Regions from separate parts of the Homo sapiens genome. Here all the other regions are linked to region 1. A link is a contact called in ENCODE Hi-C or POLR2A ChIA-PET data. All regions are on one chromosome and are shown on one strand. The core of a region is the stretch at or near the end of the contact, and the rest is flanking DNA. Distances in the headings are between cores, read along the strand shown.

Region 1 (2,700 bases), core at 168-2,667:
TCAGTAGGAACATCAATTTTGAGTAGCAAAACAAATGACATTCCACGGCACTAGCCTTAGGATTGGCAGTGTTCAGGGCGCGAGGATCGGGGCAGAGTTGACTCCACTTACCTTCATTTTTGTTGGTGATCTGTGGGGTTCCAGCTCAGCGAGCTATCTTCGCAGTCGCTAGAACTATGGGGAGGGGGAAAGACAGGCACAGACATAATCAGTCAACTGCGGGGAGCGACCAAGGGAAAGAAAGTAAACAAACGCCAGCGGGGAGGGGCAGAATCCTCACCAGCCAAGGGACAAGACCCCTTACGAGGGCAGCCAGGACGCAGGAGCTGAGGGGGCAGCGAGAACCCCACGAGCGCCAAAGGGCAGCCCGTTCCGCCCCGGAGCTCGCCAGCGGCCCACCGCGCCCCCGCCTCGCTGGCCACTTTGACCCGGAATGCTCAACTCGGAGCTCCAGGACAGATAGCTCCGGAAAAGGCCAGAGCTCCCTTCGGGCTTCCCCAGGTCCCCCGCGGAGACGACCGCCGAGCCTCCGCTCCGCGGTCCCCCGGATACCCCGACTTCGGCCCGCGCCCCGCCTCCGCCGCTCGGCCCCCTCGGCCCGCCCCGGGCCCGCGGTGGCGGCAGCGGAGTGTCACGGCGCCATTGCTCTCCTTCCTTCGCTCTGCACCATGTCAGAAAGGAGAAGCGCTCCTTCACCCAAAGGGGCAGGGGCCGCGGCCTTCAGCCGGGAGCCGCCAGAGCCCCGGGGGACCCGCGTGGGGGAGGGGGCGGGGGGCGGAGGGGAGGAGGAGGGGAGGTGGCCCGGACAGGGTGTGGGAGGGGAGGGGAGCCGCACCGCAGCAGCCGCTGCCTCCTCCCAGCGCCCGCCTCAACTTTTTGTACAGCCCAGAGAGGTATCAGCTCGTAGCCCCTCGAGTCCTGCCACGGACTCCGCAGAGGTGGACGCGCCGCGGAGTTGGGGGACGGCTCCCCCAAGCAGCCCGCTCTTCACCGCGCGGAAGCAAACTTAGCGGCGCGGCCAGCCCCACAGCCATTTTCCCGGGAACCCGAGGAAGCGGACGAGGAGGCGGCTGCAACTGCGGCGGCGGTTCCTGCAGTTGCTGCCGCTGGTCAATGGCTGGCCCCTTCCCTTGCGCTCGCCGTGCCACTTGCCTAGCATCCCTCTCCCCACCTCCAAAGCTTCCAACTGCACCGGGACCTCGGGCAGCAGCAGCTGCTGCTACTGCCACTTCGTCCATTCAGTATCCCCGGATTCCCCTCTCCCCACCTACCAACTGCGGGTGAAGTGCGCGCTGTCAGCTCCAGAGTCCTCCTCCCCTCTGACCTCCGTGGGCCCCCGTCCGGGCAGCACCACTCCCAGCCGCGGCTGCAGTTCCTGCGCCGGGTTCCCCACTCGCCCCGATTTACTGCCACAATCCACCAAATAACAAGCTGTTGAGCAGACTCGCTTCTACACGAACTCCTATTGGCTGCTCATGACGCCGAAGAGCTTCGGATAGGACCTCGCTACCTGCCGTCCTCATTGGATGTAGCTGTGAAACTTCATGGATTGGTGAGAAAAACAGCAGGTAGGACATCTTCCACTTATGATTGGCTTTTTCCGAAAACCAACTTTATTGGAGAGTTGGTTATTGAGTAAGCAAGTCCTGAGAAATGATTGGTAGAGACGACTCCGGATGTGCTTGACTGGGCACTGATTGGTGAATTGAGGGGTCAGGAAGAGCAGTTCGACACGAGGATTGGCGGCGGAGTGTCCCATGGAAACGGAACCCAGAATTGCAGCCAGGGGCTTGCACGGGGGCGGGGCAGGGTCTGTCCAAGGCGCTTGCGCTAAACCAGCTTGTCGGCGCCATTTTGTCTCGGCAGCGGTGGCCGTAGCTCCATCGCATTTTATGTTTCTGGCGAGAAGGGAACGGAGTTTTCATCAGGTAGATTGGTTTTTGTGCGGCCGTCCTCCACCGTTTCCTCCAGGACAGCACCTAGTCGTGGCCGGAGGAGTCTCAGAGCTGTCAGAAAGGTCAGTTGGAGGCTATGGTTGTCCGATTGACTGGGGGGATGGCGCAGCCCTAGCGGCACCGGCACCGGAAGTGAAGGGGCCGCAGGCAGCCATGGTAAACTTCTCCCTGCGGCGGGGTGGGGAGAAGGGGCGGGATGAATGGGGGCGAGGCTTCCTCTCCCGCCGAGATAAAGAGGTGGAGGAGAGGCAAACGTCTTTCTTGGAGGTTCTCTTTCGGGTTTTCGAGAATGTGAGAGATTTTCTGGGTTCTGTCCCACTGCAATCTTTCCTGTCTTTGGAAGTGCATTTCGGGGACTTGCCATGTTCTCCACCTGATTGGCACCAGCTGTGGGAGCCTTCTTAGTTAAGACAGGGAAGAAGTGGTTCTTAGAAACATCCTGCATGGGTAGAGGTTTCCGCGTGCTCCTCACGGGATAAAGCTATGAGGAAACTGGAGAAAGCGCTGGCTTTCTGGATGCTGAGGAATTTACTTGCCAGCGCAGACGCTTCTTCTGTGACCTTAGACAAGGGTCTGTCACTCTGCACGAGGCTTATGCTACTTTTTGAAAGCAAACAGTGGTTTTGCAGGGACTGAAAACATCTTAGACAAAAGGACGTCCCCGATAAGATAGACGTTGATCTTTTTCTGTTAACATCTTATATTCTGTTAAACGAAACACACATTTTTAAATAGCGGAATTGGA
Region 2 (2,700 bases), core at 123-2,622, 3.4 Mb before region 1:
GATTTATAAAACTTGCATTAAGTTCTAACCGAGTGATTACTTACTTTAGATATATGTTGACGGTTTTCCTTTAATATACTTCAATTTCAGGAAAATGAGACAGAGTTCGAAAATTTTTGCAACATTTTAGTGCCGCATTTCATTCACTCATCATATACTTTTTTCAGTATCATTAAAACTGCCTAAATTTAACCAGCCCCTACATTTTCATTATTTGAAGAATGAATGAGGCATATATTCATTTATAATATCTGCGTTCTCGTGACAGGTGATATGAACTCAAGTATCCAATTCTGAAGTTCTCTTTAAAATGTTGCCATTTCCCTAAATTCCCATTACTCTGACTCTCAGTCTAGGCAAGTTTTTCAAGGCGATTAAAACGAAACAAAACCTGCACGTGCAAACTAAAAAGTTCGCATCTTAAGGCCATCGCGGCAAATCCCTAATGCACAAAGGCAAAGACACCCGCGACGGCTGGACAACTACAGGACAAGATCGCATCCGACCACGCGAGTCCCTCAGTCGGGAACTCAAGGCCCCAAGTCCACTGGAAAGCCAGGACCAGCGTGCAGGGTCCGCCCCAGGGCCGAGTTTTCAATGGAACTGGAGAGGATGGGGGCGGGAAGGAGCGGAAGCTCCGGGTGCAAACCGCGGCTACCGAGCTGCAGCTCATTTCTCTTCCCGGGGTTTTCAGGCTGGGTAAAGTCCCCTCCGGATGGGGCCACAGAGCAGGCTGGGTTTTTGAGGCGGGTAGGTGGGCGGCGCGAGGCCCCCACGGCCGGCGGGGAGGGCAAGCAGGGCTCAGACCCCGGCCCCTGAAAGCACTTTCGAGGCGTCTCCCACCCCCCACGACAAGATGGCGACGTGGACAGCGGGGGAGCCCGGCCGGCGAGGTTGGGGGAAGAGAGGGGAGGGGAGCAGCAGCAGAAACAAAAAGGCTGCCCCCCCCAATCCCATTAACGCCGAGGCCGGCCCAGGAGCCCAGGGCGGGCAGGCGGGCGGGGTCGCCGGGGGAGAAGGCGGCGGGCCGAGGGAATGGGCTTACTTTTTCTTGTCGTTCGCGCCGCCGGCGCCCTCCATGGTGAATCGGTCCCCGCGATGTCTTCACGGCGGGCGGCCCCCAGGCTCGCTCCGGCCTAAGCGCTGGCTCCCTCCACACGCGGAGAAGAGAAGGAAAGGCAAGTCCAGAGGTGGGGGTGCGAGGCGGGAAACCCCTCGTGAGACTAGAGAGAAGCGGGCGGCAATCGCCGGGGTCCGGGCCCGGCTCCGAGCCTCTCCTCAGGTGGCTTGTCAGGGCCCAGCCCGACACACTGGCCGAAGCGACGAAGAGGGTGATCCTCCTGTCCCCTCAGACGAGGCAGCACTGTGCACTGAGGAGCTGAGGCAGCGTCAGGGGGCGGGCAAGGGCGGAGGCGCGCTCGGGCGCGCGGGGAGGGGAGAGGGGGCGGGAGCGCGCCCGCTCGCCTGCCCAGGCCGGCGCGCGCTCCCGCAAGCCCGCCTCACCTGAGGTGGAGGCGGGTTCCTCGAGATCCAATGGCGAGCGACGCAGGCGGCAAGTCCCCACCCCAGCCCACGCCGCTCTCAGCCAATCAGGAGGCGGTCAGCTGAGGCACAGCTGGGACGGGCTGCGACGCTCACGTGCTCGTCTGTGTTTAGCGGCGGAGGAAAGAGAAAGGAGATGGGGGTGCGGCTCAGCCCGAGTCTGGGGACTCTGCGCCTTCTCCGAAGGAAGGCGGTGCCCGGCTTTGGGAGGCGCTGCTGAGAAGGGATTTCGGTTGCCTGGTCCCAAACATGCATCATATTTTCCTACTCTTGGTGCAGTAATGTAATGCTCCTGCTCTCTTTCTCCTCGGCCTCAGTGCTGGGCACGATTGCCGCCCAACTCTGCTGGGCTCTCTGTTCAAAAAAGCAGACTTCGCCTCGTGGCAGCAAGCCCTTCCTTTGGTCTCGTTGCTCAGATGTGTTACAACGGGGTCTTTCCTTACCAGATTACCTAACCATGGGTCAATGTCACCCACCGCACTCTTTGCCACGGAGCACAGGGGAACTCACCTTGTCTACTAAGTTTTTCTGTGGCGGAGTTTACTTACTGAATAAATGCAATTAAAAATAAAAATGAACTCCTGTTGCTGTAAACTTCAAGGGAAATAAAGTTGCAGGGAAATCTTAAAATCTGAAACTATGTTAAGCATTTGCAAATAGGTATAAATGACTTTAATAAGCATATAAACCAATTTCAGGGAAAGAGTAGAAAAAATGGCCTTTGGCAACTTTGCAAGCTACTAAACAAAACATAATCACTTTTGTCTTTGGAGGCATAAACTTCAAGCCTGTCAGTCTTCTAAAAGAAAAATATGTTTTGAGCCCAACAAAGTAGCATTGCACATATATCTCCACTTGGCGCTAAATTATTTTACTTCTCACCTTTGCCTTATGAGTTTCTTGTTAAAACCTAGCTTTGGGTTGTAAATATAAATATCTGTAGTGGCTTTCAATTGTATTAGCATGTAAAAACAATGGTCTATATAGAAGCATCAAACTCTGACAAGACAACAACCAATGTATACAGCACCTCTTTTTAACTGGTCAGTAGACCTACAAAGATACGATTAAACATTGACCTTAGCGGACAGGGTGGTTCCAGCTACTCAGAGGTGTGAGGCTGGAGAAGCCTGGGTGTTCCAGCCTAGGGAACGTAGC
Region 3 (2,700 bases), core at 106-2,605, 3.0 Mb after region 1:
TTGCTGACTTCTAAACCATGGTAGCATGGGGTGGTAGCATGGTACCATAGGGTGGGATAGGGACAACCTGGATAAATTAACTCCTCAGGTAATTATTATTTAAGACAAATGTTGGATTAATTCAAACTCCTCCCTCCCTTTACAACAGAAAAAAAAAATCATGTAAGATCCACTCTCCCTCCTCCTGGCCATTTTCTAACAAAAAATGCTAACAAGCAGATAGATGTCCAGTTAAAAAAAAAAAAAAAAAGCAAACTGATTTATCAACACTAGAAGTGGTTCTCTTTTTTTTCAGTAATTCTGATTGCAAACTATCAAACTACGAATTTAGCTTCCTAAAAGGCTTTTTACATTACACCCTCCAAAAAACCTCCTACCCTGACTTAAGTTTTTCTAAATCAAATGTCTTATACTGAGCTGTACTCGCAACGCTTGCTGGACAAGAAGTTAAAGAAATTGACAACTATTACATTAAAATTGCAAAATGCTGATACCGAACAACTTTCGATTCAAATCCACTGCGATTCCAAGCGTTCGTGGAAGACAACTTCCTTTTTCTACCCTGCGGGTCCCCCCGGCCCTTCCGTGAGCCCAGGTCCCCGCCCGGGCCTGCAGTGACATCCCAGGACCCATCTTCTGACGTCACAGACACACGGACCCACAGCCCTATGACTTCATCGTGGACTGAGGACGAACCGCAGTCGACTTGCGCCAGCCCAGAGGCTGGGGAGGCGTCCGAGCCTCCGTCCCGCCTCGTCGTTGAAGAAGGTTAAGGACAAGCGCCAGCTCACCTGCGCTGGGGCAGGGAAGGGCAGAGTGGCCGAGCCCGGGAGGGCGCGACAGGGGCGAGGCGACCCCAGTCCAGAGGCTGACTTCCTCACCGCCCTGGGTCCCGTAAGTGGGAGCGCCGGTCCGGTGCAAGCTCACGGCCTATCCGTGAATCTCCTCGGCTTCAGCGGGGACCCAGGACCCCGCTCCCTACCCGCCCGACCCTCCGTGGCCCGCGGGGACGCTCAGCGCCCGGGCCGTGCGCGCGGAAAGAGCCGCACCGGAGGAGGCGCAGGCGGCCGGGTCCCTACCCCGGACCCGCGGGCGGCGCCCCCGCCCCCACCCCCACCCGCCCCGCGCCCCGGGAGCGCAGGCAGGCGGCGGTAGGGGGCGGGGAGCGGCCACGGTGGCCGCCGCCGGACCCCAGTCGCGCGGCCCTCGCGCCACGCCCCACCTCGGCCCGGACCCACCTGCGCTCCTGCCCCGGCCGCGGCCTGGCCCGGGGCTGCACCAGCCCGACGCAGTGGTGGCGGCAGCAGCGGTGGCGGGAGGCCTGGCTCACTCCCCACCGCTGAGTCGGACCGAGCACCCAGCGCGGCGCGGCGGCGCCCAACGCTCGCCCCGAAACCCATTTGTTTGGCTAAAACGGAGTGACGTCACGCGCCGGCCCAATCGACGGTTGGCCGGGGGAGGGGCCACGGATCCAGAGTTTCACGGCGCCCCCTGCCGGACACTGGGGGCGGGAAGGGGGAAGTGAAAAGGGAGACCTGGATGACGCGTCTGCGGCCCCCAAGTGGTAGAGAATGAAAGTTTGAGCACGACTGTAGGGAAAGGAATCAAACCTCCCAGGCCAGCCAAGAAGGGTAGTGACGCCAGGGTTCAATCAGCAGACATGTCAAGTTTATGAATATTCGTGGGTGGACCTGAAGCTGTAAATGGTCTCAGATACTATTAGATAACCTAGTAGACCTGGATCCTCATACTGGTTCTGCTGCTAGCTTGGAAGGCTGGGGTTCAGAGTTTCAATTTGTAAAATGACAAAATTGGAAAGGTCCCTTCTGACTCTCTTTCCTATGAAAATCATGGCAGGGATACCGGTCAGAAAGTAGATAAACGTTGAGGCTGACACGAAACTGTTAAAGTCTGTAGAAGCTTAAGGGCTGGTTAATGATGGATATAAATTTTTAACACTTTATATTCAAATCAGAGGGCCAGTGAGGAACTTTTGATTCCCAATCTTTAAGCTTATTATTGTTTTCATTGTGAAAATAATATTAACCACATTGAAAAACATGAGGACAATGTATTTTCTTCTAGACCTTTTGCCCCATCACATATATTTTACTACACTGTAATAGTAGTTGTACGCGATTTTGCATCCTCTTTTCACTTTTATAAGCATTCCTCATATTTCCACATAAGCTTCATAACCAGTTTAACAGCTGCATAAAATTACATTAAGTGGACATAAAATTTACTGCAGTAATTCTCTATTTTTGGACATAACTTGTTTCCTTCATTCACTTTTTGCCATTATAAAGAAATCATAGAACATCTTCATGAATGTAGATTTTTAAAGATACCCAAAAGTGAAATTACTAGGTGAAAAAGACTATCAACACTTTCACAGTTACTAATACAAACTGCCAAATGATTTTTAAAAGGTTGTACCAAGTTACACTTAAACCAGCAACTTTGATTTTAGCCAGTCCTTAACAAAAATAATTTTGTCCAATTATAAAACTACTGTTGTAAAATATATGTGTAAAATCTTAAATATTAAAACGTAAAAACAAAATAAAAATATTTCCCATAATCTCATCACCAAGAAATAACCACTCAGTATCTCCATCTAGACCTTTATCTATATACATATTTTTAATAAAAATTGGAGAGGGGAAGTCCAGGCACGGTGGCTCACATCTCAAAAAG
Region 4 (2,700 bases), core at 36-2,535, 3.9 Mb after region 1:
ATTTAAAGTTCAGTTCCTCAGTCATGCTAGACAATTTACAAGTGCCCAATGGCCACATGTGGCTAGTGGCTACTGTATTGGGCAATGTTTAGGTATCGAAAATTTTCACCATCACAGAAGGTTCTATTGCACAGCACTGGACAGACCCTGCTTCTAAACTATTCTACGCAATTTGCTAGGTGAACGATCTTTAATGCAAATCTAAACATGGTCTTCTTTTGCTCAAAAGCCTTCAATGATTTTCTCTTCCATCAGCAGCAATCAGTTAATAGAGTTTTTTTCTTTTAAAAATGGTTGTAATGGAAAGTTAAATCAATTTTGAATCAATTTTGTGTGTTAAGACCAGCATTAAAAACAAGTAGCAAAAGAGAGAAGGGAAAGTACTTATGGATCATTAGTACAGTTTTGTGAAATTTTTGTTTTGGTCATATCTATATTTCTTTGCCTCTATAACTAGATTTCCACCTCTTCATAACTTGATGTCTGTATGATATTCCACTGGGTTGCAATGAAAAAAATCTTTCTAGTTGTGTGTGGTGAGCAAAAAATTTGGGCTTATGGGATAAGAAGTCTGAGCTCCGTAATGAAGCATTATAAGGCCCTCTATGATCTGATCCCTTGCTAATTCATTTCTAAGTCTCACCACTGTCTTGCACTTAGGTTCCATTAATACAGAATTGCTGCTGGTTTCACCTGAGACACGAAGCTTTATTTTTCTTTTCTTTTTTCCATCTCTGTTGCGTTTCCTCATTCTGAACTGTTTCCTTGGACTGCCAGTTCTACCTTCTTTTTGCCTGGAGAACTTATCATCATCTAAGGCCAACTTAGGAAACACCTACAGCAGGAATCCTGCCTAAATGCTCCAGGGCGGGCTGGCTGTCCTTCTTTGACCTTTCAGAGCATCCCACACACATCCGTTTACGGGGTTATAATAACGTAATTATTTATTTAGGTGTTCATTTCCGGCACTATACTAAGTTCTTTCAGTGCAGGTACTATCTTATTCATCTTTGTATCTGAAGCGAGAAGCGCGGTACCTGTAACAAACTAGGCATTCATTCAATAAATATTTGTTGAAAGAATAAACGCAAGAAGGAAGGAAAAATCAATCAACAACTGTGCGGACAATGTCAGTGCAACGCAGACTCCGGCCATCAGAGGGCGCCGGGGCGGCTGGGCTGGTGCGCAGGCGCGCTGAGAGGGCTGGCGCCGCGGCGGTAGCGGTGGCGGTCGCGGCTGTGGCCGGGGGAAGTGAATGGTTTTACCCAGAGGGCCCTGCGCCGCCTTTCTCCGCTGGCAACGGCGCCGCTCCCCGCTCCTCCTCCCCAGCCATGGCGTTCACGTTCGCGGCCTTCTGCTACATGCTGGCGCTGCTGCTCACTGCCGCGCTCATCTTCTTCGCCATTTGGCACGTGAGTAGCTGGGGCTGGGGAAAGGAGGGCGAGGCGGCAACACAGCCTCTTTTCGCCCCGGGCCCGCGGTCCGGGCCGCCACGGCCGCCGGGGCTTTGCGCGTCGGGGATGCGGCCCGGCTGGCACGGGCCGCGCGGCGAGGGGTCTGGGGGCCGCGGGTACTGGAGGAGCCGGGGCGCGCAGTCGCCAGGTGGACGCGCCCGCGTTGCCTCGGCACAGGCCGCGCGCACCGCTACTCCTCCCCTACTGGATGGGGCGGCCGCGGTCCAGGCGGGCGCCCGCGGTTCCGCGCTGCGTTCGCACCGACCTCTGCCGGCCCGCGGCCCTGCATTCCCGGGGAGGATGTCGACAGCGCGGTGGGACGGCCGTAGTGTGAATGAAGTTTTCCGAATTTTTGTTAATACAGATTGACTTTCTTTTAGGGTTTCCACAGAACTGTGGCCAAAATGTAACCTACTTAGGGTGAATTTCCAACTCTACTTTTCAGCACTTGTTCGGTGCTCTTCAAATCAAATCACTTTTTTTCTCTTTTTCCAGATTGTTGTTTCCTGGTGAACTTTGATGCAAGTTCAATTGATTACTTTGTTGATTGCATGTGCGCGTTTCCCCCCCAAATCATACTTTGACCGCTGGAGTTTCAACAGGCAGCTTTCCAAGCCACCCTTATATTCAGGATTGCTTGATTTAGTAGAGGGAGTTTTCATTTGATTTTGAGATGCTCAGAAACCTTAAGCTTTTCTGGGGCAGTATTTATTTCTGTTACACACATCATCATCACTATTGCAGGGTGGAAGCACAGCCTTACTGGTCCCTCTAAGGAAAAAGTCGTAAGTTCCCTGTGACATAGTTCTACAGAGATAAGAATTTCTGTTGCTTTAGCACAAAATTAAAAGCCTTGAGAGCCTTCTGGAAATCATTCATTAAAAATTTATCTCATACTTGCTTCTCTTTTCCCCATATTCCAGTGCCTTCTGGAATGTTGCTTTTAATTTGAATGACCGCGTTCACTCTTACGTAGATTTTAAGTCAGGTTTCATCATGCCAGTAACAAGGATTTCTATGAAACATACGGAGGGGCAGAATGATTAAACAGCAGCAGCGTCTTGTGCAAAAAAGTCTCGAAAGTGGAAGCATATCACAAATCCATTCCTTTTTGCTAAGCAGTGTGATTATGTTTACAATTATTTTAGGACCTGACTGCTTATTGTAATCAGGAATACTTATGTAGGCTATTAACTGTGTCGGAAATAACTGCTACCTCAGAATGCTTGTCAGTAGGAGCAGTAAT
Region 5 (2,822 bases), core at 7-2,506, 3.4 Mb after region 1:
ACTTTGGGAGGCCGAGGCAGGTGGATCACCTGAGGTCAGGAGTTCGAGACCAGCCTGGCCAACATGGCAAAACCCCACCTCTCCTAAAAATACAAAAATTTAGCCGGGCATGGTGGCAGGTGCCTGTAATCCCAGCTACTCAGGAGGCTGAGGCAGGAGAATCGTTTGAACCCAGGAGGCGGAGGATGAAGTGAGCCTCAAAAAAAAAAAAAGAAAAAAAATATTATTTTGATACATGTTTTAAAGCTCACCTTCGGCATTATGAGATAATCCCTCAAGTGAGGAAAAAGGTCCATTTATTAATCTCAAAGAAAACAGTTACAGCAGATGTCACTGGTTAAGAGTTCAGTTGGTGAATAGCATTTCACAATTTGTACCAACATCTGGGGAAAGACGCTTTGCATGGAACTGTAAAACAATTGAGCACCAAATCTGCACAACTGCGTTTCTAGAAAATGCGATGGGTTTTATAGAGATGAGGTCTTGCTATGTTTTCCAGGCTGGTCTCGAACTCTTGGCCTCAAGCGATCCTCCCGCCTCGGTCTCCCCAAGCGCCGGGAGTACAGGCGTGAGCCACCGACGGAAATGGATTTTAAGTGAAAGTCCTATCTTCGTTTGCAAATCAATTTTTCCAGGATCAAAGTTCTAGCAACCATAAATCCTATCCTTCTAGACATAGGGACCCACATAAGGGCCACTTGATGTGACACTTGCCCCGACAGCGGTGCCACCTGGCCCCTAGGTGGCAGGTGCGTTTTTAACTAAACCCAAGAGTCTGAAGTCACATTATTCTCTTGCCTTGAAAGCTTAAGAGTTGGTTCCTAATCGGTGGCTTAACTCGGTCTCTCTCCAGGCAAGGCCACCTGTTTGCTGATCTTTCACAGGGCGAGGGGACCGGAGCCCTTCAATGCAGCGCCCTCTTGGCCTGAAGAGGGGGCGACTGGGCGCCCAGACCGCGTCTTTCTCACTGAGATCCCAGCTCCTGGACGACTGCCTCTTTTCGGGTTCGGCTCATTCCGCAATAAGTGGAGGGGTCCCGCCTGATCCTAGGGGCCGGCGCCCTTTTCCTTCCCTCCCTGCGCTTGCGAACCCCTCCGGGCGTCTCCGGAGCCGCGACCCCTGCTGGGGACCCCGGGGGCGGGAGGCCGAGGGGCGCGGCGAGGGCCGTGACGCGAGGCGGGGCCGGCCAATGGGAGCGCTCCGCGGCGCAGGCTGAGCCGCCGGGCCATAAAAAGGAGGCGCGGCCGGGCTTTCCAGCCTGTGGCCGCTCCCGGCTCGGAGTGTGATCTAAGCAGGTTGCGTACCTTCCTCAGGTGACTCCGGCCACAGCCCATTGTCCGCGGCCACCGGCGGAGTTTAGCCGCAGACCTCGAAGCGCCCCGGGGTCCTTCCCGAACGGCAGCGGCTGCGGCGGGTCCATGGAGAAGGGCCCTGTGCGGGCACCGGCGGAGAAGCCGCGGGGCGCCAGGTGCAGCAATGGGTTCCCCGAGCGGGATCCGCCGCGGCCCGGGCCCAGCAGGCCGGCGGAGAAGCCCCCGCGGCCCGAGGCCAAGAGCGCGCAGCCCGCGGACGGCTGGAAGGGCGAGCGGCCCCGCAGCGAGGAGGATAACGAGCTGAACCTCCCTAACCTGGCAGCCGCCTACTCGTCCATCCTGAGCTCGCTGGGCGAGAACCCCCAGCGGCAAGGGCTGCTCAAGACGCCCTGGAGGGCGGCCTCGGCCATGCAGTTCTTCACCAAGGGCTACCAGGAGACCATCTCAGGTCAGTGCGCCCGCGGGCTGCTAGAGCGTGCGGGCGGCGGGGGCGGTGCTTGCAGGAAACGCGCGCCGGCTCCAGGAAGTTTCCGGAGTTGCCTCACTTTTGGCGCAGGAAGCCGGGCGCTGTCACCTCCGAACCCGCCCTAGCCTGCCGCCCTGCCGAGGCCCTGCGTGGGGCACAGTCGGGGCTTCCTGGGTGGCAGCGACCTCTCAGCCCCGGAACTCGCTGCAGCCGCCTTCCAGGGGCCCTTCCCGCTCCCAGCGCGCAGCCCTCCTAGAACGCCCCGGGTGGGCGTGGACGGGAGCCCGGAGCCCTCTCGCCTGAGCGCCCAGCGCGGGATTCTCGGGGTACCTGCGGTTCCAAACTTGCCCACGATAAGGATCACCTGGGCACTTGCTGCGGCGACGGCTTCCTGGGTAGTTCCTTATTGAGATCCCATTGTCAGGGTGTGTATCTGGATTGAAGCCTCGGCGCGATCCTTCCCCGAAACCTCGGGGACCTGCATTCCCACTGATTTGCCAGGGGATCGGAGTCTTAGAGTTGTGCTTTTTTTTTTGTCCACCTCAAGTTTACTCCAGTTCAGGACATTTACAAAATTCGGCACAATTTTGGGCACGGGCTTCCCCGGAGTTTGAGGTGTGAGGTTGATTGGGTGAGTTTGCTGCTGAAATCTGTTTCCTCCCCCCACCCCCAACCCCGCAAAAAGCAGTAAAGCTACTCCGGGATTCGGAGGGCTCCGTGGGTTCCAGGACTCAGTCTCATCCCCGCACCCTCCCACCCTAAAATAAAGCCGGGTTGACCCGGTGCTGTTAGCGTCTGAGGCGTGTCGGCTTTTCACCCAGAGGGTGGGGATGCAATCAGTGTGGGTAGGATGCAAGATGGGGTGATGGAGAGTGGAAAATGGGGACTTTGCTGCCTGTTGGCCAGAGAAGCAGTATTGGTCTGTGTTTAAAAAAATAAAGCTTCTGGCTTCTACAGCTGGGACCAAAGACATTATTTTCCAGTCTACACCTTCCGTGTGTCTTGGTGACATTTATTTATTTGCCCTAAGAAGCATTCTACCG
Region 6 (2,700 bases), core at 147-2,646, 3.2 Mb after region 1:
TTAGAATGAATGTTCACATCTATTGCTGCAAATATTAATGTTGGATTATGGGGTGCCCCACTCTGCTGGGGGTGTTATCTCTCGTCTAACATGACTTTCTAAAAAGATGAAGATAAAATCCAAGTATTTTTGAATTCAAAACACACTAGCTTCAAAAGTTTCAGTTAAGAGACTGGGGATGGATTTTACCCATTCCGCCTGGAGTGAGGAAAAGAACATTCCAATATTTGCAATTCACTCCAAGTTTCTGAAGCAAACTCGCTTTGCATTGTGGGCTCAGAGATGCCAGCATGAAAAATTTCTATTCTTCCCCCAAAGAACACCAGTGAACAAAGAACTTATGAAATGTTTCTGAAGGCTACCTTTGCCTGTAATGAGGGTTCCTTTTCGAAACAGACCTTTACAACCCCCAGGTGTGTATTTCTCTAGTAGTAAAACTAAAAAAAATTCTTGCGGTCGAGTGAGCCTGGCTTCATGCTTTAACACTGGAATCTTTACCTATTAAAAGCTGTACTCTTGCTTTTCAAGGTAAAGAGGAAAACGGTCCAGCTATGCATACGCTATCGCAGGTATGTGCTCCTCAGTCCTAAAAAAGGAGATCACTGAATTCTGCCCTTCTCGTGGTTTGCCCTGGGTATTCATCTAATGTATCCGTGAGCAATTCCTCTAGTAAGTCATAACCAGAACGTTGTCACACTGCGGATTAACAAGCGCCCGAGACTCTTGTAAGAATCTTTTCAGGCCTTTCCCTTTTTATTAAAAATTAATGAATGAGTGTAATAGGGTGGGGGTAGAGGGGAAATCGGGGCCAAGGGGCGCGAGGCCGGCAGCCGTTTAGGGACGCACGAACAAAGGGAGTCCGGGATCAACCGGAGCGAACCGGCCTCCTAGCGGGTCGCGCCCGCCGGGAAGGGGTGGGGGAGGGGCCGGCCCGCGCCCGCCCCGCCCCGCAGCCAGACCTGACGTCAGGCGCCCAGAAACCCGTCGGGCGCGACGTCAGCGGCCTCCGACACCTTCTCCCTGGGGGGCGATCCCCAGGCAGCCCGCAGCGTGGAGGAAGGCGACCGATAGAAACGCTTAGTCCTGGTGCCAGGCAGGCGACCACGGCCCGAGCACTGGACGTGACTCGATGCACCTCGGTCACCGCGCCCGCTTCCCGCTTGGCCGCGCCCGCGGGCTCCGCAACCCCAGCTCCCCGATTCCCCTTCACGACTCCCACTAGTACCGAAGCAGCCTCACCCGGCAATATCCGAGACCGCAGTAGGGTCTAGAAGCGGCGATGGGTCCGAGGGACTGGGCCCTGAAGACGCGGGCGCAGCCTGACTGACGGCAGCTAGAGCAGCGGCGGCAACAGCACCAGCAGCGCGCGGCTCCTCCTGGCGCCGGAACAGGAAGCGCCGAGCGCACCGCCTCCGCCCGTTCTCCCCCTCCCCTCAGGCCGCGCCGCGTGCGCCTCCCGCAGGCCCCTGGCGGTACTGCGGCCCGCCAGGCCTAGGGGGATGGGCTCCACCTGGCGCCGGCTCCGGGCCGCTTTCCCCTGGTGGGCGGGCTAAAAGCTCCCAGAGTTTCCGGAGTTCCGAGGACTCGGAGGAAACGCCAGTGGCTGCCGATGTTCACGGCTTCCCGGCGGAAATTGCTAACTTGTCTTGAGTTGCTTGAGGGCTGATTCTGGATTCCTTTTGCTCAGCGGTTTTTACAGCTAGGCCTCGAAGGAGGCTGGGTATGGACGCGGTCTGATTTCGGCCTGACCCGAGGACTCAGATCCTCGGGCCAAAAGTGGGGAGAGGGAAAATATTAATACAGGAAAGGGAAGACGTTTGCAAATAGCTTGACAAATTGATATTTGCTTTCTTTGTAGATTTTTCCTCATCAATGCCTCTTCTCCCATGTTCTTTTTTGTTGTTTTTGAGACAGGGCCTCTGTCACACACGCTGGAGTGCAGTGGCGCGATCTCGGCTCACTGCAACCTCTGCCTGCTGGTCTCAAGCAATCCTCCCATCTTAGCCTCCGAGTAGCTGAGACTGCAGGCATGTGCCACCACATCCGGCTTATTTTTGTGTTTTTGATAGAGATGGGGTCTCACCCTGCTAGCCTCAAGCGATCTGCCCGCTTCGGCCTCCCAAAGAGCTGGTATTACAGGTGTGAGCCACCGTGCCCAGCCGCCATCTTCATTTCTGAATAAACATTACCTCCTGTGTCAGGCACAGATGACATGACCCCAGTCAAGGAACCTACTAACTAGCAATAAAGATGTCGTGATAATTATATGGTGTGCAAAATATATACATATATGCAATATACTTTTTTTTTTTTTTTGAGACGGAGTCTTGCTCTGTCGCCAGGCTGGAGTGCAGTGGCGCGGTGCGATCTCGGCTCACTGCAACCTCCGCCTCCCGGGTTCAAGCGATTCTCCTGCCTCAGCCTCCCAAGTAGCCGGAACTACAGGCGCGCGCTACCTTGCCCAGCTAATTTTTGTATTTAGAGACGAGGTTTCACCACGTTGGCCAGGATGGTCTCGATCTCTTGATCTTGTGATCCGCCCTCCTCGGCAAAGTGCTGGGATTACAGGCGTGAGCCACTGTGCCCGGCCAATATACATTTTTTAAGATATAAAAATATCCTAAAAGTATGTGGTACACTTGCATCTTGCTTTGTGTAAGGCATTAGTGAGTGAGTGGGTGGCCATTTAACCATGAACTT
Region 7 (2,700 bases), core at 125-2,624, 3.3 Mb after region 1:
TTTGCAGATTCTTCTTATGCTGAGCTCTGAATAGTACTAACCAGAAATCTCACCACGCTTTATTCAACATAGAGACGAATATTATGAGAGTTCATCTTGAACTCTATGTACTCTAGCCAATGATATTGTTACTTGAACGAAAAAATTTATAAGCCAGTCTATCCAAAAAACAAATGATCTCCAAAAAAAAAAAATTAGGTCACTCAGAAAGCATCATCTCTGGTACCACTGCTCTTTCGGGAGATCAACAGTGGGTTATTTTTCCACAAATCCCAAGTTGTTTTTAAGCCAATCATTCTTCCTCTTCATTCATATACAAACCTCAGCGTCTAGCAAGGCTATCTGGAGCTCTAGTACTAAAAACAACGCCTCACACAATGCCACCCACGGTAAGAACACGACGGTTTGCCTGTGTGTTTGCAACTTTTCACAATGGAACTAGATTGAAAAAAACAATAGGGAAACCTCTTCAACAGAAAAACGTCTCAGGTAATAAAATAAATGTGATTGATACTGGAAGGTATCACAAAAACGCAGAAAAATTCTCAAAGATAAGTACAAATGAAAGAATATCATTCTGAAGGTTTTCATCACAGGCTGCTGTACCAATATGGAGAATGAAGATACAAGAAAAGCATAAACTTAAACTTAGTGGCCAAGACTTTAGCAGATATTGCATGGATCAAATGTAAGTGCTCAAGGCTACTAAGTTATAACTCTTCTTTTGGTTATAAATATTCACTTCAGTAAACTTTAGGTGGGATCTGAATAGAGAACACAAGTTACTTTCTTCATAACGGATATATAGAGTCGCAAAGAATAAGCATTAATTGAGCATTAATTAATTATACCTTCAGGTACCAAGAGAACCAACCGGAACAGAAATTAAGTCATTCCTTCTTTATCTCTACAGAAGCGACAAGGTGAGGGCACGAAGGATGCCAAGATTAGAGGCTCTAGAAGATCTCGCCTTCTTTTCCAGAGAAGATGCTCAAAGATCTGTCTGCTAACTGGGCCCCAAGAAAGAGACCGGATCCTTTTAGGGATCCGGATATTGTTTCCTGGGAGGAGAGCCTGGAGGGCAGGAACAAGACCCCGGCCTGCGAGGCCAGGCAGCGGCCACCCTTCCCCCACTCACCTCCCGGAGCGCAGCTTAACTGGGGTTGTGCGAGTAACTGCTGCCATCACCATCGCCATCAGTCTGGGCGCTTGCTTAAGTGGAGAGGGGAGGCCCAACCACTCCTGCACCTCGTGTAGGTCTTACAAAGCAGATGCTTTTCTGCCACCCCCAACCCCGCTTCGGCGTTCCGGTCCCAACCCAGCCGTCACGGTCATCGCCTCCGCCGGTTCCCTGGGCGCCGCCACCACTTCCGTGTTCAGCTCCCTCCCTTCCTCCCTGATTTGCCCGGGCAACCGGCTAATTTCCACGCGGAGGGCGCCGCAGCTGACGCCACCACCCGGCGACCTCTGTCGGGACCTGCGCTGGGCGTGGGCGGGTCGGCGCAGGCGCAGTGTGGTGAGCGAGCCGAAGCGCGGGAAGCAGCTCTTGTGGATCCTCAGTGGCGGAGGCTCGGTCACCCGGGTGAGTCCCCACTCCGGCTGCCCGCGTCCACCAAGGAGATGCGTGTTCCCTTTCCGGCTTATTGTCTGACAGACCCTCTGCCTTATCCCGCTGGTGTCACTCGGGTGGGGGAAACCGGGCTGCGGAGAACGGGCCCTAGAGGAGACTAAGCTCTCTTCCTATCCCTAGCCTCGCTGCTTTTCTCTTTTGAAATAATAAGACTGGCTTTTATAAAACATTTTCAGATAGGTAAAGGAAAACATGCCTGCCACACGGAAGCCAATGAGATATGGGCATACAGAGGGACACACGGAGGTCTGTTTTGATGATTCTGGGAGGTAAGGTTCTTTGAGAAACAACGTTTTAGGTGCAAATGTTAAAACATTTATCCTTAAACTTTATATGTGCAGTCAGCTAAAAATGACTCATGCGGATAGAGGAATAATGTTGAAATCTAAAATGGCACACATATTTCTTTAGATTATTGTTTGATTCGGGCCGTCATGGTAGTTGTAGTATATCGACAAAGTTATAATCGTACTTCCAGAGGAGTTGGAAAGATGCGAGCTTCTCTCCATATATTTTCCCCTTCCCTGCATCTTACATTATTAATTTTGTCAGATCACTAGTTACTGCCTACTTGTCAAATTCAGTGGCCTGTTCTGTTTGGAATGATATCCTTCCATGCCTTTAGTGATGCTATTTCCCTTTTTGCTTATTTTTTTTTAACTTTTTGACGGCTTAAAACAATTTTTTCCTCTGATTCCTAAACTATAATATTTTCCTACGGTTATTCTGGTCCCTTTTATCTTTCCAAGTCCCATTCTTACGCACTACTGCTCGATTGCACGGCTTCCACTGTCGCTTCTATGTTGATTGATTCATTGAAAAAATACTTGTGTGTCTCTTTTGCTGGGGACTACAGATAGAATAGAGCGAACCAGACACAGTCTTTTCCTCCTTTGAGCTTAAGGTCTTTTTGGATTGACAGGCATTGAACACAAATTAATCACAAAAATAAATGTGTATTTAGAAACAAGTAATATGTGCAGTGATAAACATGTATGAGGAGAAGCTCATCTAGTTAAAGGAGTCAGGGAAGGCTTCTTTGGACAAGTGTTTCTTGAGACGCCATCTGA

Evidence for each region. Hi-C counts contacts between places; a loop is a spot of excess contacts on that map. ChIA-PET counts read pairs that join two places held with the same protein, here RNA polymerase II (POLR2A). Pooled maps may share reads with other maps.
Region 2: a map of naive thymus-derived CD4-positive, alpha-beta T cell shows a loop between it and region 1 (4-fold over the local background). The contact joins the promoter of HIF1A here to the promoter of ARID4A in region 1. A Hi-C loop is called at or near these places in 1 of 168 maps with a recorded cell type or tissue (naive thymus-derived CD4-positive, alpha-beta T cell) and 7 of 50 pooled maps. POLR2A ChIA-PET finds 5 or more read pairs at or near these places in 1 of 52 experiments (activated B cell).
Region 3: a pooled map shows a loop between it and region 1 (9-fold over the local background). The contact joins the promoter of FBXO34 here to the promoter of ARID4A in region 1. A Hi-C loop is called at or near these places in 2 of 37 single-sample maps with no recorded cell type and 6 of 50 pooled maps. POLR2A ChIA-PET finds 5 or more read pairs at or near these places in 1 of 52 experiments (GM12878).
Region 4: a pooled map shows a loop between it and region 1 (9-fold over the local background). The contact joins the promoter of CNIH1 here to the promoter of ARID4A in region 1. A Hi-C loop is called at or near these places in 6 of 50 pooled maps.
Region 5: a loop to region 1 is called in a pooled map, with 11 times the contacts of the local background. The contact joins the promoter of GCH1 here to the promoter of ARID4A in region 1. A Hi-C loop is called at or near these places in 5 of 50 pooled maps.
Region 6: a loop to region 1 is called in a pooled map, with 10 times the contacts of the local background. The contact joins the promoter of MAPK1IP1L here to the promoter of ARID4A in region 1. A Hi-C loop is called at or near these places in 1 of 168 maps with a recorded cell type or tissue (sciatic nerve) and 10 of 50 pooled maps.
Region 7: a pooled map shows a loop between it and region 1 (10-fold over the local background). The contact joins the promoter of SOCS4 here to the promoter of ARID4A in region 1. A Hi-C loop is called at or near these places in 6 of 50 pooled maps. POLR2A ChIA-PET finds 5 or more read pairs at or near these places in 2 of 52 experiments (OCI-LY7 and common myeloid progenitor, CD34-positive).

Annotation. Positions count from the first base shown.
Region 1 is chr14:58,297,272-58,299,971 of GRCh38, reverse strand. ARID4A (AT-rich interaction domain 4A) reads right to left here and starts at 1,417. Exons shown (of 24, transcript NM_002892.4): 1 at 1,272-1,417; 2 at 112-174. The coding sequence starts at 117. It overlaps PSMA3-AS1 (PSMA3 antisense RNA 1), which reads left to right and starts at 1,835. Exons shown (of 4, transcript NR_029435.1): 1 at 1,835-2,017. RefSeq lists a silencer at 328-847 and enhancers at 1,478-1,567, 1,678-1,727, 1,748-2,167, 1,464-2,187.
Region 2 is chr14:61,694,185-61,696,884 of GRCh38, reverse strand. It overlaps HIF1A (hypoxia inducible factor 1 subunit alpha), which reads right to left and starts at 1,372. Exons shown (of 15, transcript NM_001530.4): 1 at 1,046-1,372. The coding sequence starts at 1,080. HIF1A-AS1 (HIF1A antisense RNA 1) reads left to right here and starts at 1,062. Exons shown (of 2, transcript NR_047116.1): 1 at 1,062-1,178. RefSeq lists silencers at 914-1,013, 1,314-1,613 and an enhancer at 1,684-2,053.
Region 3 is chr14:55,270,076-55,272,775 of GRCh38, reverse strand. FBXO34 (F-box protein 34) reads right to left here and starts at 1,355. Exons shown (of 2, transcript NM_017943.4): 1 at 1,239-1,355. It overlaps FBXO34-AS1 (FBXO34 antisense RNA 1), which reads left to right and starts at 698. Exons shown (of 2, transcript NR_184222.1): 1 at 698-894. RefSeq lists a silencer at 804-1,303.
Region 4 is chr14:54,439,959-54,442,658 of GRCh38, reverse strand. CNIH1 (cornichon family member 1) reads left to right here and starts at 1,285. Exons shown (of 5, transcript NM_005776.3): 1 at 1,285-1,412. The coding sequence starts at 1,332. RefSeq lists enhancers at 942-1,001, 878-1,676 and silencers at 1,082-1,351, 1,392-1,751, 1,762-1,811.
Region 5 is chr14:54,901,260-54,904,081 of GRCh38, reverse strand. GCH1 (GTP cyclohydrolase 1) reads left to right here and starts at 1,256. Exons shown (of 6, transcript NM_000161.3): 1 at 1,256-1,761. The coding sequence starts at 1,419. RefSeq lists silencers at 902-1,541, 1,952-2,001, 2,012-2,071.
Region 6 is chr14:55,050,343-55,053,042 of GRCh38, reverse strand. It overlaps MAPK1IP1L (mitogen-activated protein kinase 1 interacting protein 1 like), which reads right to left and starts at 1,396. Exons shown (of 4, transcript NM_144578.4): 1 at 1,240-1,396. RefSeq lists silencers at 826-985, 1,336-1,575 and enhancers at 1,606-1,805, 1,345-2,034.
Region 7 is chr14:55,025,910-55,028,609 of GRCh38, reverse strand. It overlaps SOCS4 (suppressor of cytokine signaling 4), which reads right to left and starts at 1,374. Exons shown (of 3, transcript NM_199421.2): 1 at 1,139-1,374. WDHD1 (WD repeat and HMG-box DNA binding protein 1) reads left to right here and starts at 1,511. Exons shown (of 26, transcript NM_007086.4): 1 at 1,511-1,582; 2 at 1,807-1,899. The coding sequence starts at 1,823. RefSeq lists enhancers at 635-1,161, 1,162-1,689 and a silencer at 1,484-1,533.